Regions from separate parts of the Mus musculus genome. Here all the other regions are linked to region 1. A link is a loop called in an ENCODE intact Hi-C map of the cell type or tissue named here. Cell type or tissue: left cerebral cortex. All regions are shown on one strand. Links, peaks and the distances in the headings refer to the core of each region. The heading gives the core; the rest is flanking DNA.

Region 1 (5,755 bases), core at 1,769-4,268:
TATAAGAAATTCATGGAATTGGCAGCAGATGTTGCCATTTAAATTATAACCACTCTAAGAGAATCTGCATTTTCAAAAAAATTCTGAACACAACAGATCAGCCTGCTTTTAATGCATCTTAATATATTTTATCATGACCAGCATGCATAAAGAAATTTAGAATTTCTAGCAGTATACTAGATCAAAGCAGAGTTCGTATTACTTTTAAAAGACATAGCACCCCTGGTGGAATAATACTAAGAAAAACATAAAGCTATGCTGATAATACAATGTCAGGATGCAGCAATAAAGCATTCATCATCATCATCATCATCATCATCATCATCATCATCATAATGCCCATATATTAGACTGAGCATCCTTATGCAGAAGAGAACACAGCATTCATTACCTGGACACAAGGAAGTCAGAAAACCCAAACATCAGCTTGGACTTTAGGTAAATGAATCAATATTTGAAACTTCTAGTTACTGTGGAGACCCTTAGGATCTACTGGGCATTTGTGTAACATTCCTCAGAAGCTAGCTTTTGTGTCTTGCATCCATTCTATTTTCATTCATTATAATTAGGGACAAATTTGTTTACTTTATAAAATGCTGGTGTTGATGCATCTGATCCTGTTCCCCTTCCTTCTCTTCTGAAACTTGAATGTAACAAAATGAGAATATGAATGGTGATCATTAACCATCATTCCGTGTGCAACAGATTTTACAAACCAGACCACCACCTCCTAGGCTGCTGGTTTAACAAGCCTATATAGAAGGTTGAAGACGTCAATAACCAGTGATTTTCATTAAAGCCAAAACACATGACAAAATGCAATAAAACAATAACAACAAGTTTGGCTAGGTGCTTAACATTTCATAGATTTGTATATGGTATAATGGTATAAGACTCTAAGTTTGAAATTATTAAAGAAGGTTTAGTTTTTTTAAGGAAGTTTTGATTTCAAGTCACATTTTATCACTATTTAAGTAGAATGTTATTAAAAGACTTTATATTAGATTCTCGGTTACACATCCTCCTTACCTTTATGCAGTTTCTCTCTCTCTGAAACATGGGCTTTGCTCTATTGTGGATAATACTAAGAGTTGAAAATGGGGACTGAGAAGAAGGCACAGTGAAGAAAATCACTGCAGAGCAAGCATGAGGACCTGAGTTTAAATTCACAGCATCCACATAAAAGCCAGGGGTGACTGCTCATGCCTATAGCACTTGGAAGCAGAGACAAGCTGGTGTTTGAGTCCTGCTGCCTAGCCATGGCTGAACTGGTGAGCTCTAGAATCAGTGAGCAACCCTGTCTCTAAAACAGTAAAAGTAAGAAGAAATAGAAGATATTTAACTCTAGTCTCTACATATATGTACATGCACACACACACACACACACACACACACACACACACACACACTTAAATATAAAAATAGTCAGGTTAACTCATTTCTTCTTCTTAAAGAGTGTGAATCACTTTAAAAGGAGATTATTTCTATCTATATATCTGTCTACCCACATACCTATATTATTTGGGGACTGTTATGTCTGCACTCAAGGCTATACACTTAATATTATAATATCCCATTTTGATTTTAGCTGATTGATAACATACTTTTACACAATATGAGAAATTACAGAACATATAGCATAAGCATTTCATAGCATTTACATAAAATTGCTATTGGGGATATTGAAATTAGTATTTTAATATTTGTTAAAACATAGCAGTCATTAGGTCAAATATCATTATTTATTTGAAAGTCCACAGTTTGCTTCTTAGAAATCAAATATATTTTTTTAAAAATATCCTTCCCCAAATTAAATTTTTTTCTTTTTAAAGTCAAATAGTCCATGAAGTTCCTTAAATTACAAAGTATTTTTCATTTGTGAATGTACATTACTTATTAGAAAACAATAAGAATTGGGTCCCTGTTAAGCAAATACACCTCTGTGACTTGTCACCTTATAGTTTGGGCTGTTTGTTTTGGGGTCATTGTCTTCACTAATCTATAAATGCCTTTAAAACTCTGAGTCATGTATTTCATACTTATACTACCAATGCCTAAAATACTTTTATTCTTCTATTTGATTGCCTGAATAAATGAATTAAGTTAAATGATGGGAAAAACTAATATATTCTTGAAACTTTGGGTCTTTTTTCTTGTAAATAAAGCAGATTAGAGTTGACCTTTGTACAAGCAATTGGTGGCACAGAAAATCAGACTAGTGTGACTAAAGACAAATGTTGAGTATGCCACAGATCATCACGAAAGCTTTGTAAAGAAAGAGGAAGAAAAAGGCATAGCAGACTAATTAAAAGCAACACTCAAAGCTCTGAACTTCGGTAGGAACAAGGCATGCCACCAAGGGCAGCACTCAAGTCTTCGATTAACACTGAAAACTCCAAATGAGTCCCTGCATCGACAGAGATCAGATTTGAAGAGATACTTTGTTCCACGTCTTTTGCTATTTATACTTGTATTCATTTTTAGGGTAAAAAGACAGTGACAATGGGTTCTGGGGCATGCACAGCAAATTTGCTGCAATGTTTGCTTGCTGAGTTTAAACATCCCCAAACTAGATGCAGCAGAGACCCTTAATAGCCACAACGCACCCAGCAGAAAATGTGAATAAAGAATTAAGGAGAGTTCCATAAGGCATGTTACTCTCTCTGTTATACAGTATTCATGATTCTTTTAGCAGTATCTTTCATTCATCTTCTGGTACTTGGAGTTATACTGCTGGAGTATGCTGATAGGGTGCCACCTACAGTCAACAAAATAAGTTTAACCTAACTGTGGACATTTCTGAGGTTATAGTTAACTGTGCAATAACACTCTCATCAATTTGCATTAGAGTAAGATTACCCACCATGCCATAGTACACATGTGGAGGTCAGAAAAATAACTTTCCAGAGTTGGTTCTCTCCTTTAACTGGTTGAGGTAGGCTTTCTCATGCTGTTTCTATTGTGCTGTGATACTCCTGGCTAGCTGTCCCGTGAACATCCAAGCAATTCCGTCTCTGCTTCTCATCTTGCTGTCGTACCATTTGGATTACAGTCACATGCAACAATCTCCAACTTTTTCACATGGGTTCTGGGAATCAAACTCAGATCATTAAGTTTGTGTGGCAAGGGCTATCCAACCCATCTATCCCTATGGCTCATATTTATATGCCTCTCTAGACATAGAAACAAAAACTTAAACCATAATTGATGTGGGCTTTATTAGAAACATTCTGCTAAATCCTGTATTTCTTCATTCGGCCTCAAAACTTGATTATTTTATAATATTTAGGAACAGATATTATTTGCTATTGATATTTGTATAATTATAACTGATACTTCATCCTCATTGATGAATACATATATATATATATGTATACATACATATATATGTATATATATGAACATCAAAACTATATAATCATTGAAAAGAATGACTCAATAGGTTCTTAAACATTTAATAATGCATTTACATTTCACCTATTAAGCCCATTGCTTGATTTGTGTCAAACCAAAATATAGCTTATATTTAACAAAAATCTGTACAAGAACATCTATAATAACTTTATTATAAATACTAGGGATGGCACATAAGGGAATTGATTTTAGTGATAGAAATACCTGGCATCTGTATTATGCTGGTAATTACCTCAGTGTACAATTTTGTCAAATATCATTCAAATATATTTTTTAAGTGGGAAAGTTTCTTCTATGGTAACCATACCTCAATAAAGTTCATTTAAAGATATTCTGGTCACTTATAAAATTACCATAAGGAAAGATATTTTCTTAAGAGGAGTTGAAAAGCTGTACCTAAGAAAGGAAAATAGAACTACTAAAGTCTACAATAACTTTGATTTCTCAGCATTCAGTGTAATGAACAATGCCATGTTGATAGCAGCACTTTTTTCCTTCCATACTTTCTAAAAGATGAAATTTCCTGCCTCCTGGAGAGGGGAAGCAGAGGGTTAGAGCAGCCAAGAATGACACATAACTCTAACAGGGCTCATTCATATCTTTTATGGAACAAATTTCATTTTCAAGGTGCAGACATTTCTTAGTTTTATTTAGAAAGTCATTACCAGATGAGTGATTCTTGTTAAAAGAGTACCTTATCGTGACAAAGCTCTCTTTAAGTAACATCTATTTATTTCTTCTGAACAAAATTCTGGCTTTCACTACAGAACAAAGAACATCACAGTATTCTAAAACTTTGGGGAAAATCTGTCTTATTTTATATAACAAGTCATTTTATAGGCAGTAAGTAAAGAAGCAACTATTTATGATACATGGAATGCTTCTAATCCAGGATATATGCACCATCCAAGAAGTATTTTTTAATATCTATCATTCTGTAATCCTGACATGAAAAAGGTATTATCTATCATCTTCAAATATCATGAGCCTCAAAAATACAATAAATAGGAGACATATATTTAAGGCATAACCCACATAAAAACTGTTTGTGATGATTATCACAATGATATATAAATTTATATTATAGTATATAATACATCTCAACAATTATATTATGTAATATATATTTGGAATTATATGACCTACAACATATATGTGTATACATATGTATATGCAAACACACACACACATATATATATAAAATTATATTGCCTACAATATCTAACATGTTGTCTCTGCCATCACTGGTTTCAAAATACATAAAATTATTCCCAGACTGTGAAAGAAATGTTCAAGAATAAGTCTGTGTTGTTATTGTGAATTTATTTAATTTTCTATTTATAGATTTTCTTTTTTAAGGTCACCTCAAGACTCAGAACTTTAAAGACCGCAGAACCAGAACGATCTGACCCATGCCAAATTATAAACAGTTGTGTCATTCAATAGGTAACTGCAAAAGAAAAAATGCAATTCCTCACCATCTGATAAGAGCTGGCAATAGAATGCTGCTGGAATTGTTTTCCAATAGATAATTAGAGATAAATATTATATAGCCAGGTAGGTACAGATGAGAGTGTAGATACACCGATAGAGAAGTAGAAAGAAACATGAATGATTTTTCTGTAAAATTTTGACATATACAAACCTGAAAACAAGACTATCTTTTCATTAATTTACAATACAATTTATCATTTTATTTTTTGAAAAAAAACAGATTTTTGAGCATTTTAAAACCATGTAACTTTTTAAATGTGTAGACATAATATCTAAGTCTTGTAATAAAAACATATCTCAAGGTAAAAGTAGAGCTTCAAGGATATTTTAGTGGAAAGGGAAAATAAAGCAGGAAGAAGAAATACAAGTGCCCACCACAGACAGTGAGTTACAGGAGTGGAGGAGTAAGTCTCACACGTAACCATGCAGTAGCCTGTTTCGAAGGCACTAGAAAGAACACAGTGTATTGTTATTTCTAAGTTCTACAGCACTTATGGTCTTTTCTTTTTTCTCTGGCAATTTATACTCATATACACTCAATGTTTACAATTTAAACCCTCACTGGCTTCTCTCCCTCCTCTCCCTCCTCTGTTAAACCTTTCTGCTTCTAAACAAAACTACTCTTTACTTTAGTGTGTGTGTGTGTGTGTAAGAGAGAGAGAGAGATTGAACTTAAATATCATCACTTGTTTGCATGACTGCAATTTACTGACTTACTTACTTACTTACTTACTTACTTACTTACTTACTTACTTACTTACTTACTTACTTACTGGAACATGGGCAACTCATCAGTTGCCTCATCACTAAAGACAATGACACATTCTTCCTCCTAGCACCCATTATT
Region 2 (5,755 bases), core at 2,071-4,570, 110 kb after region 1:
CACTACTCCTGGGAAGGACATGAAAAACATATTCCAAAAATAATTCCATGTTTTTGAAGAAAGTGAGGTCACTAGACTATTGCCTTGTTTTCCTGAGTCTTCTCACAAGCACTCAGAATTCCCTTCGCAAGACTCCATTCTTGAGCTCTGTTCTGATGCTATATGTCATGAAGCCTGTTATTTCGTTTGGAAGTTAAAGGAAACAGGGATCCCAGAATCCTGGAGGACTTGAGAACCATTAGAGGACATAGTCACACATATGTTTGTGAGTGAGCTGAGGCCTGAGACGAACATGCCATTTTCTACCATTAACATTCAGAGAGAGGAAAAGGACCACTGTCCATATTTAGGAAATGTTGAGTGATGTTTATCCAGGCCGTAGATCATCCTGGACTAAACCAGGACTCATTATGCAGACCCCTTTCCTTCCAGAATTTTTTAATGAAGCCCTAATTACTTTGGACAAGGCATAAAGTGGAAATAAGAATCATACATTTCAAAACTTCAACCTATATGTGATGAAGGGCCATTGAAAATATACTTTAGTTGTGAAAATAATGAGAAACAGGACATTTTTAGCTTTTACTAACAATATGGGACATATAACCAGAGCGGGGTGCCATTAAGAACAGCAGCATACTGTGTTTTGAGCCCAGATCTTTAGCTAACACACTGTAAAGGTCACAACTCATTCAACCCGAGTGAAAAGAACAGTTGTTCACCCAAGACTTTAATTTAAAAATGGCTTGCTTGCTCTTCCTGAAAAGATGACTTCTTGGAAATAGATAAAGGAATTGGCTGAGAGCTGGGTTTTTTCTGCCCCCACACTCATTGATATTAAGATTATATTGAGTTTTGAGTGCACTCTGGATCCAAGAAATACTGGTTGCCAGAAATCCCAAGTGCTCTCAAAACACACAATAGGAACTTTCAGTAGGATGTGTCCTTCTGGAGAGATCTTGTCCTATTTATAGTCTTATTTCAATCAGCCTTTATAATTTTTAATAGTCTAGTTCCAAATAAGGTTTTTATTGTCAGCTTTTTTCCTGTAAAGGAAATGAAACTCCCTAGTTAGTCAAAGGCACAGAAAGGGGAAACGTCCTGTTCAGTCTTCACCTCCAAGTTCCCTTACACTGGTTTCTCATTTCGGATGAGCACCAGCTACAATTCCACTCTTGTCCCTTAAAGGCACAGAGTTTATTTCAGATCTCCATCTTTCAACCAGTATTCTCTTTATATTAGAGACTCAAAAGAAACATTCTATTAGAGAGTATACTGGAAACATGGAACCTGCTCTTTCAGGCATGAAGAAACCTATATATTTACCTATATATTCATGGCCAGAAGCTCACCGCAGGAGCCCCTCATCCTGAGACATTGTATAATAATATTCTAACAAGTTATTCCACATCAAAATGCCAAACAGATTATACAACACGAAATGAATCCCTAGACTGTAGTACTGCACACAGATAGCAGACAATGAGTTTGAACTAACTCTGCCCCTGGACAATAGAATGCTATGCTGTCTATACAATTGTTTTAGCCAATTGTGCCCTTCCCCCAGCCTTGAGCAGACTAAATAGACCTTAAGTGTTTGCCAAGTTGGACCTTAAGGACCCAGGTGGAGTCAATTTCCTTCAGGAGCAGACTGCCTGCTGAGCTTGCTTTGTAACATAATCCCAGCTGACAGAAAGCAAGTCAATCCAGCTGGAACAAAGGATGGGTCTGTGGGCTCCCCATATCTATATAAACACAGCGCGGACTATTAAACTTTGAACCTTAGTCAGAGAACCTTTGTCTTGACTTCATTCTTCTCTCCCATCCCGTCCTTTTTCATTTCCAGCCCCCCTTTCAGGTAACCCAGCTCATCCACGGCTGCTGGACTGCTACAGCCAATTATATATCTTGAATTGCATTCATTTGCCTATGGTATTTCTAACATTCCTTGTACTGGCTGGTGAATCCACTAGGTTTGGTAACTGTTTTTAAGAATGTATGAAAACATAATTGGAGTAAGAGCTGATAATTAAGGTGTTTCAGATCCTAATATCAGACTGGAGTATATACTACAATATATATGAGTTTACATTTTCAAGTAAATGTGCTTAACCACTTATATCCCATAATTCAAGTGAAGTATTTTACAGAAAGTTATCATATAAGCAATGCATTAATATCTATTTATTTATTTATTTATTTATTTATTTATGTTTTATTTATTCACTTAACATTCCACTCACTACTCCCCTCCTGGTCATCCCCTCCCACAATCCTTCCCACATTCCCCAACCCCTTTCTCCTCTGAGTGCCCCCTCCCCTGGGTATCCCCCCCTAGCCTGGCACATCAAGTCTCTACAAGCTAGGTGAGGCTAGACAGGGTAGCCCAGCTAGAAGAACATACCCCATATACAGGCAACAGCTTTTCAGATAGCCCCTGTTCCAGTTGTTCAGGACCCCCATGAAGATCAAGCTGCATATCTGCTACATATGTGCAGGGAGGCCTAGGTCCAGCCCTTGTATATTCTTTGGTTAGTATTTCAGTCTATGAGAATCCCAAAGGTTCAGGTGAGTTGTCTCTATTGGTCTTCTGGTAGAGTTCCTATCCTCTCCAGGGCCTGTAATCCTTCCTCCTAATCTTCCATAAGAGTCTCCAAGCTCCATCTACTGTTTGGCTGTGGGTGTCTACATCTGTCTGAGTCAGCTGCAGGGTGGAGCCTTTCCGAAAACAACCATGGTAGGCTCCTATCTGCAAGCTAAACAGACTATCATTAACAGTGCTTGCTATGCAAACTTTATAACTGTGATATTAAATAACATCATCTAAAAGCAAGTTGTTCAAAGGTTCATGCTGTGTCTACTCATGATAGAATAGAAGCTCATATAATTTTATATTTAAGCAAAAACTAAAACAGTTAATTTGCTATTGTTAGGAGAAGTCAGTGCTTCAAAGACTAAAAGATTTTTCCAAGACACAGAGTCAGAGATGGAACATGATTCCAACTGAGGTCTGACTTATTTCAATACTATTTTCTACTAACATTCAATTAAAACTGTGATCCTCAGAAAAACACAGTTGTTTCTTTTTTTCCGTTTTTTTTAAATTGGATATTTATTTCATTTCCATTTCAAATGCTATCCCAAAAGTCCCCCACACGCTCCCCCACCCACTCCCCTACCCACCCACTCCCACTTCTTGGCCCTGGTGTTCCCCTGTACTGAGGCATATAAAGTTTGCATGACGTATGGGCCTCTCTTTCCACTGATGGCCAACTAGGCCATCTTCTGACTCATATGCAGCTAGAGACACGAGCTCCAGGGAGGGGGGGTATTGGTAAGTTCGTATTGTTGTTCCACCTATAGGATTGCAGATCCCTTCAGCTCCTTGGATACTTTCTCTAGCTCCTCCAGTGGGGGCACTGTGATCCACCCAATAGATGACTGTGAGCATCCACTTCTGTGTTTGCCAGGCCCCGGCATAGTATCACAAGAGACAGCCATAACTGGGTCCTTTTAGCAAAATCTTGCTAGTGTATGCAATGGTGTCAGCATTTGGAAGCTGATTATGGGATGGATCCCCAGATATGGCAGTCTCTAGATGGTCTATCCTTTCATCTCAGCTCCAAACTTTGTCTCTGTAACTCCTTCCATGGGTGTTTTTTTCCCAATTCTAAGAAGGGGCAAAGTGTCCACACTTTGGTCTTTGTTCCTCTTGAGTTTCATGAGTTTAGTGGTGTGTTTGGGTGACCTGGACTGAGGGAGGTTGGAGTGCTGGGTTCTGATGATGGTGAGTGGTCTTGTTTTCTTTTAGTAAGATTCTTACGTTTACTTTTCCCCATCTGGTAATCTCTGGAGTTAGTTGATTTAGTTGTCTCTGGTTAGAGCTTGTTTCTCAGGTGATTCTGTTAGCCTCTATCAGCAGACCTGGGAGACTAGCTCTCTCCTCTGAGTTTCAGTGGTCAGAGCACTCTCTGCAGGCAAGCTCTCCTCTTACAGGGAAGGTGCACAGATATCTGGCGTTCGGAACTCCCTCCTGGCCAAAGATGAAGGCCCAAAACAGGACCTGTCCCTGAAGCTGTGTTGCTTCGGCCTGTCCCAGAAGCTGTTAGCTTCTGTAGTCCACACTCTCACCTGTGCAGAATACTCTCGGTGGAGTCCCAGAACCAAGATGTCTGCTGCCAATGCTCAGGCAAAGCGCTCCCGGGCCAGTTGAACACCTATCCTCTAGCACAGTTGTTTCTTAAATGAGAAACTTCAGAAATCTACAATATTTTTTAATTATATATTTAATTAACTTACAATTTAAATGCACAAGAGACAAGGAATCAAAACAACCAGTATAATGGCATTGATCACACTGGACAATCTCTAAGAGGTATGTAAACATGAGTAATTGTTAAATTTCAACAAATTTTACTATTAAACTAAAAAAACTGAACCAGTGAATTCATTTCAATAACTCTGAAATTTATCTACAGCCTTTTAAGCCAGTTCAGAAACAGAGGGTAAAACAATTCCCTAATGATTGTCAATAATTAAAGAGAAAAATCATAAATCAGTCTCATGACTTCCATGCATATGTATGGATATGTGATGTCAGGCTTTGATGTAATTTTCTAGCACATATTTATGATATTTATAGCTTCATTTCTTATATATTTTTCCTTCTTTCTTATATTATAGATGGGAATAAACAAAATAAAGTCAAAGTTTAAAGCATATGGCTACATACCTTTTATAACATTGACTTCTAATTATATGATATGTTCCTTGGAAATTCTATAATTTGGTGTGTTATCAAATATATGATATCCTTGAGGATGTCCTTCCACAGTAACATTTGGCAGCTAAAGAGGAATTTACATATACATTCATGTGTAGGGATAATCTCTTGTGCACTGTGTGGAAGCATTTCCTGTAATAAAAAACTGATGACCAATAAGCTGAGGCAGGCAGGATTAGATAATAGGACATACATATATCAGAGAGAGAAAAATACTCTGGGAGATAAGCATGGAAAAAGATTCCCATCCCAGAAACAGAGGAAATCTGATGAATGAAACTGTAAAATGATAACTAGCCATGGGCCAAACATAGAGCAGTATTAATAAGTTAACCTAAGTCACAAGTGAGTTGGAGAACAAGCCTACCTTATGGCCCAGACATTTTTTAATAAATAATAAGCCACTGAGTTGTTATTCATGAACTCAAGTGAGGGTGGAAAAGCCCCTGATTACATTCATGCTATCTAAGAAAAGAGGAAACAACCACATATCTCTTTTGTGGGGAAAACATTTACATACTAATGAGACATTTTATTCAGAGCCAGTGAAAATTACTATATGCAGTATTTTAAACTTTCGAATTACGACAAATCAAACAGTCCTATTACATAATTTAAATTTTTGTCAAAAAAAAAGCACATGTTGGGACAAAGATGTAACTCAGTAATAGATGTTGGCTAGCATGCACAAACAAGATATAAGCATAATCCCAGCATGAGATTTTTATCTAAAACTGTCTAAAAATATGTCTAAAAGTATGTCTAAAAATATCATGTTTGACTTTTAAGTGGGTTTATATTCAAACATTTGACACTCTTTGACATTCCTGACTAAAGTTATTTTTCCCCAAAGATCCATGATGTGTCAATATTTTGAAAATCATTCTGGCTTTCTTCACAATGTAAATAAATGCATTTTTTTTTACTTATTTCAGAAATCATTACAGATCCTTCACTTGTTTATAATTTAAA
Region 3 (5,755 bases), core at 2,167-4,666, 96 kb after region 1:
CTCCACAAGTCTTGCTCAGCCTGTTATAGAATCCAAGACCACCAGACCAGGGGTGGTACCACCCACAATGTCTGGACTACCTCCACCACTACCTCATCAATCACTAATTTGTAAAAGGTTCTATAGGCTGGGGCCTGATCTTACAGATGCATTTTCTCAATAGGAGGCTCCTCCTCAGATAACTATTTGTTTCAAGTTGACATAAATCTAGCTATCAAATGTGAATCTACTCTACACAGCACCCGAAAAAAAATGCTGCTAAATAATTATGAATTTTTTATTCTTTCCTAAAATGATCACCTTATTAACATGGAATGTCATAACAAGATCACATTTACCAAGGCAATACTTTGGAAAACTCAGCTCAGTGGGCTACAGGGAAAGCTTGTGCTTCAAATGTTGATTTTAATTTGAACTTGGCAAGTTGTTGATCCTCTTCAAGCCCATTTACCTCACCAGTAAAACAAGAACATTGAGAGATATAAAAGCGTCCAGTACGGTGTTTTGTAACTGTCTTAGTTACGATGTTCATTGCTGTGAAGAGATACCATGACTATGACCATTCTTATAAAGAAGGCAGTTAAGTGGGGTTGCCTTATAGTTTCAGAGGTTTAATCCAGTATCACCATGGCAGGAAACACAGCAGCATTCAGAAAAGCATGGTGCTAGGGAAGGAGCTGAGAATTCTACATCTTGATCTACAGGCAGCAAGGAGGAGAATGGATGTGTTTCACATTGGGTGTAGCTTGAGCATTTAAGACCTCATAGCCTGCCTCCACAGTGACACATTTCCTCCAACAAGGCTACACTTCCATTTCCTGTGGGCCAGGCATTCTATGGGGGCCACACCTTTTTAAATCACCAAAGTAGTGATAAAATATTCTGAAAATATCTTACATTCAAAGAGATTGAAACTTGTGTAGGACCTCACAGCCAGAGTTTATTAATAATACACCTTTGGGTCACCTAAGGCTGCATCCTACTGTCTACTCAGACTGTTTGTTTAACCTACCTTTAGGAGAATAAAGGAACAACTAACTTTGGGTTTCCCTGGCAATTAACTTTTACAACCTAAATTGAACCATAGCTGTACTTTTAAGTTATGTCCTCTCACATGCCCTAATCCAGATCATGTAAATCATGTGCTAAAAGCAACAAATACTGAGGTTGAAAGAAACCTTTCAAAATATACCATAAAAAAATTAAAAATATTGGTTGCTGTCTGAGTCAGCTGGGATAAGTTGTAGCCAGTGACTTAAACTTTTATAAAACTCTCTTAAAGATTTCTGTAAAATATACCCTATTCCTTTTGGATGAAGCACTTTGTGAGTGACAGACACGTGAAGTTACAAAATACACACACACAAACACACACTAAAGACACAATCACACACAGGGATAGACAAATTTACAAGACAACATTTATTAAGCAGGAACAGACTCAGACTCACACAACAGACAGACAGACAGACAGACAGACAGACAGAGGATGGAAGACACAAGAGGGCGTGAAGCAGAGAATTCAAATCTGTCTCGTTTTTGGTTAAATAACTCCAAGGGTAAGTACTTTTTCTTCCATTACTATGACACACCTGCATGATTGGTAATTAGGAGTTGATCACTATTGCATTCAATCTGTGTAAGTTTAGCACAGAATAACTATCAATAAATATAACATTACTTCCTTTTCTTTATTTGAAATTACTGAGCTTGATAGTGATAGTTAAATATATTAGCTTAGTGGGATGGTTTAAAATCTAAAAACTGTTATACTGGAGTGTGTTTGCTTGAGCAACCATTCTGACTGACAGAATAAGAAAATAAATCACCTAGAGCAGAAATTCTTGGTTCCTGTAACCTGATAATGCTTAAGATCATAATGATAGGATTTCATGAAAGGCATTTCTATTTCATATTCATCAGTAAATTATTTCACATCCCAAGAAACATTCGTATAGTACAAAAACCTCAGAGTGTAGCACCTGCTTATAAAATTTCACTTATCCTAGCCCTGTTACTTTTTGCCAGGAACATGATGGGCTAATCAGGGGTAGAAAAGGAAAGAAACAAGCCTGAAGGGTTCCCCTGGGGAGCGGACAGCGAACAACAGAACAGACACCTGGCCTATTCTGAAAAACAAAATTCTTGATTATTTTGTCTTTTGGGTACTGACACAGTGACTAGTCAGTGTGTTGCAACATGGATGAGTATTGGAATGAAATGGAAATCTCCCTTTTAGGGATCAGGATATAAGCACAGAGAGAAAGACTGTGCTCAGCAGAGGGGAAAATGAGGTCTTTCAGGACAAAAAAAAATGCACCTCACAGAGAGGAGCTGGTGCTGGAGCAGGGTATACCACAAAATTGTATTAGATTCCATTGGTGGCTCTCCAGTTGTTTCTATTTCTGCACTTAGCATTCTCCGAGGTGAGCAGGAAAAAACCAGCAAGCTGGGGAGGGATGGGAAGAAGAAAGTAGGTTAGACACTGCATGTCCTTCAGTTTGGGAAGTGCTGCATCTTCACTGCATTAAAGATGGGGTGGAATCATGTGAACACGACCCAAGAATGGTCCCTAGGAGAAGTTGGCAACCCTAACAGTCACTCAACAAACAAGAACCTGGGCTGGAGAGATGGCTCAGCAGTTAAGAGCACTGACTGCTCTTCCAGAGGTCCTGATTTCAATTCCCAGCAACTACATGGTGGGCTCACAACCATCTGTAATGGGATCTGGTGTGTCTGAAGACAGATACAGTGTACTCATATGCATAAAATAAATAAATAATTCTTTTTTTTTTAAAAAATAACCTCATTCTGAAACAAAATTCTGACAACCCGAACCAGCTTACAAATGAATCCTTCTTGGGTCCTCAAAACAAAACTGTATCATGTTTGCTGGCATGCTGATTTCAGTCTTGTAAGATCCTAAGCAGAACGACTTCATCAGGTCCACAGCTGAACTGTGTGATACCAACTACCACTTAAACATTTTGCTCAATGTTAACAAAAACATATTGTGGCAAAGCAACTCTCCATGATGTGATAAAAAATTAATTTTACCCATTCTATTAGACAATAAACTATAGAATCAAGTCAATATATATATATACATATATATATATACATATACATATATCACAAACATAATAAGGAGGTCAAATTCAGAGATGAATTAGAGAAAGGTCCCAGCTGTGGATCTGGAGTATTTGTACTAATCTGATATATAATCTTCATATTTGAACACTAATGCTGGTTTGCATTTGGAAGACCCATCTTTAAGGAAGTCCCTGATACACATTACTAATCATCCTTTCATATCCTCCATGCAGGTGCTCAATTAGATATGTCAGCACCTTTGAATTTGTCTCTTTGGTGCTGAGAGCTGCCTATTCAGCAGGAACTTCCATTCATATAATAAAGAACTACCCGGAGATCTTTATTATGTCATAGTAATTCAAATTAATTTGTAAGAGGAAAGCTTTAAATCTTGTCATTTATCTCTGCTGGAAATCCACCAGAGAACATAATTTTAGAGATCTAGGAGCCAAGCTCATTATTTCCAAAAGCACAGCTGTCATTTACACTAGCTCACAGCAAGTTCATTCAATAAGATGAAGCTGCCTTTCCATTCATGCATTCATTTCCTGGGTAGTTTGTTCTATTGTCCATCAAGCCACAAATGTAGAACTGTGTTTCCGTTGTGTGCCTTCCAGACTCCTCGTGATACCGTGAGTTGCATGAGGCAACCGTGTCTTTCCTTTTCTAATCCTAGGGTTGTTCTCATTAACTTCTTATTTAAGCTGTAGTCAAATTTATAAAACATGAAATTCAAAATCTTGAATACCCTAAAAGATTAATTCAGCACATCTACCCTGCTGGGGAGCCAATATCCAGAAGCCTTACATCATTATAGGACCCAGTTCCTCATGACTGTTGTCTGTCACCATTGTGCTTTCTATCTCAATGAATAGACTACTATAAGCAATTCATAGTAGTGGAAAGTATAAAATTTTTGTTTATGACTATCATATTAGGCTGAGCATTATGCCTTCAAGGACTGTTCATTTTTTTACAACTGTCAAAGCCCTTGTCCTTTTTATAGCTGAGGACGTTTCTAAATGTATGTATATGCTACATTGTGCTACATTGTGCTTATCTGCTCCTCCACAAGTATATTCTTGAATTGATTCTACTTTTTGTCTATTGTGAATAATTCTGCCCTGAATGTGGGTGTATAACTATCTTACTTACTTCTTATCAGCAGGGTAGGTTGAAAAATTGGGAAAGACCTAGGAGGAGTAGGGAGATGGAGAGTGACTGATGATAATACACTGTAGGAAGTTCTCAAAGAACTAATAAAAACTTAAAAGTAAGTATATTTGTTTATGGCTGTCTCATCTGTTGTGAATCCTTGAGCATCTTGTTTGGTGTGTATGTCAAAGGCCCAACCTCTCACCCAGTACGTTCTATTTGCTTTAAAATATTTACTAAAAACCAAATATCATTTTTCTTATTAGCCCAGGAACTACAATGGAAAAAGCATGTCTTTTGCTTTCAGATAGTTTAGTCTTTAAGAACACAGACTGTACATGAATCACATTGCTACACATGTAACAGTTACTAATTAAGAGCACAGACTATTAAGAATTACATTGATATACATGCTACAGATGATGGAAGTGAAGCAGAATCAGGCTGGGTAAAGGAAGTGAATATAGGGAAAATAGCTAGCATGAGCAAGTGGGATGGTAGAAAAGTATATTAAATCAGGATGACTGTGGTAAGCTGGCCACAGTGAGGAAGGAAGCTGGGAGGCATAGACGGCAGCTCACTGTTTCCTAAGCAATGGTCAGGAACTTGGACTTCAGTCTGAAAACTTATAGGGAATCAGTAGGAATAAATGGTAAGTTGAGTACAAAATGAGAATATTGTCTGATACCCAGAGTGATGAGCTGCTTAAGAGTGCTTGTGAATTCTGCCTAGACTACAAGTGCACTAAGCTGGCAGATAAACAATAATTAGTGGGATTCAGAAACCAAGACAACAGGGCCTATGGAAGGTGAAATTTGGGGTCCGTAGTGTGACTCTAAGGCTCACATGGACTAAACTGCAGATTAAGATTTGTTCTTGAGAATACTGCAGGGAAAATGAGAAGTCCTATTTGTCAAAAGAAAGTAAAAGCCCAGACTCAAAGGAAGATAAAATTACTCATTGTACTGAATCCAAATGGACTATCTGGTAGGTTTGGGAGCTGTCACCAAAGTCACAGTCATTCATGAGGACTCAGGAGCTTCACCAAGACCATATTTCTATCAAAACTGACTATAGTATTCCCCCTTGGCTTCCCTTTATCTTTCTGCAATTGTCGAGCGCGCCCAACTGGCCAGGAAGCAGGACGCCACAGCAGGATCCTTCTGCACACGTTTATTCAGTCCTATTTCTTCTTGTTTATATCTCCCTTGTTTATATCTCCCCTGTTTGTATCTCTCCCTCGTTTATATCTCCCAATAATAACAATCCTCTCTCGAATAATAATCCTCCTCTAACCCGGGCCTCTCACTCTTATATACTCTCAGTTCCCATCCACGCACAGCAGGCCACGCCACCTCACCAGGCACGCAGCTTCAGCTAATCAGGGCAGCAGGGGCAAATCTCCACCAAATTGGATTCACCTGTATCCTGGTACACCTGCGCAGCACTCAAGATGTTTGTGTCTTATATGAGGAAGTCAGGTGCAAGTCATATGACTTAGCTGCAG

Evidence for each region. Peaks named below come from ENCODE experiments on the same cell type or tissue, not always from the same donor. Only the 100,000 strongest peaks of a DNase experiment are listed, where the experiment ranks them.
Region 2: it touches region 1 in a loop (2.6-fold over the local background); 2 of 42 quality-filtered maps call a loop at or near these places.
Region 3: a loop joins it to region 1, with 2.4 times the contacts of the local background. A loop is called at or near these places in 2 of 42 quality-filtered maps.

Annotation. Positions count from the first base shown.
Region 1 is chr1:65,637,416-65,643,170 of GRCm38, reverse strand. No RefSeq gene overlaps it. Among named protein-coding and RNA genes, the nearest start is that of Crygf, 290 kb to the left of the region's middle. In left cerebral cortex, for the core only: a CTCF peak has its summit at 2,746 (motif pointing left); no DNase peak of the experiment used is centred there.
Region 2 is chr1:65,531,790-65,537,544 of GRCm38, reverse strand. No RefSeq gene overlaps it. Among named protein-coding and RNA genes, the nearest start is that of Pth2r, 220 kb to the right of the region's middle. In left cerebral cortex, for the core only: no CTCF peak of the experiment used is centred there; DNase peaks (open chromatin) are centred at 2,673 and 3,348.
Region 3 is chr1:65,542,254-65,548,008 of GRCm38, reverse strand. No RefSeq gene overlaps it. Among named protein-coding and RNA genes, the nearest start is that of Pth2r, 230 kb to the right of the region's middle. In left cerebral cortex, for the core only: no CTCF peak of the experiment used is centred there; DNase peaks (open chromatin) are centred at 2,465 and 3,639.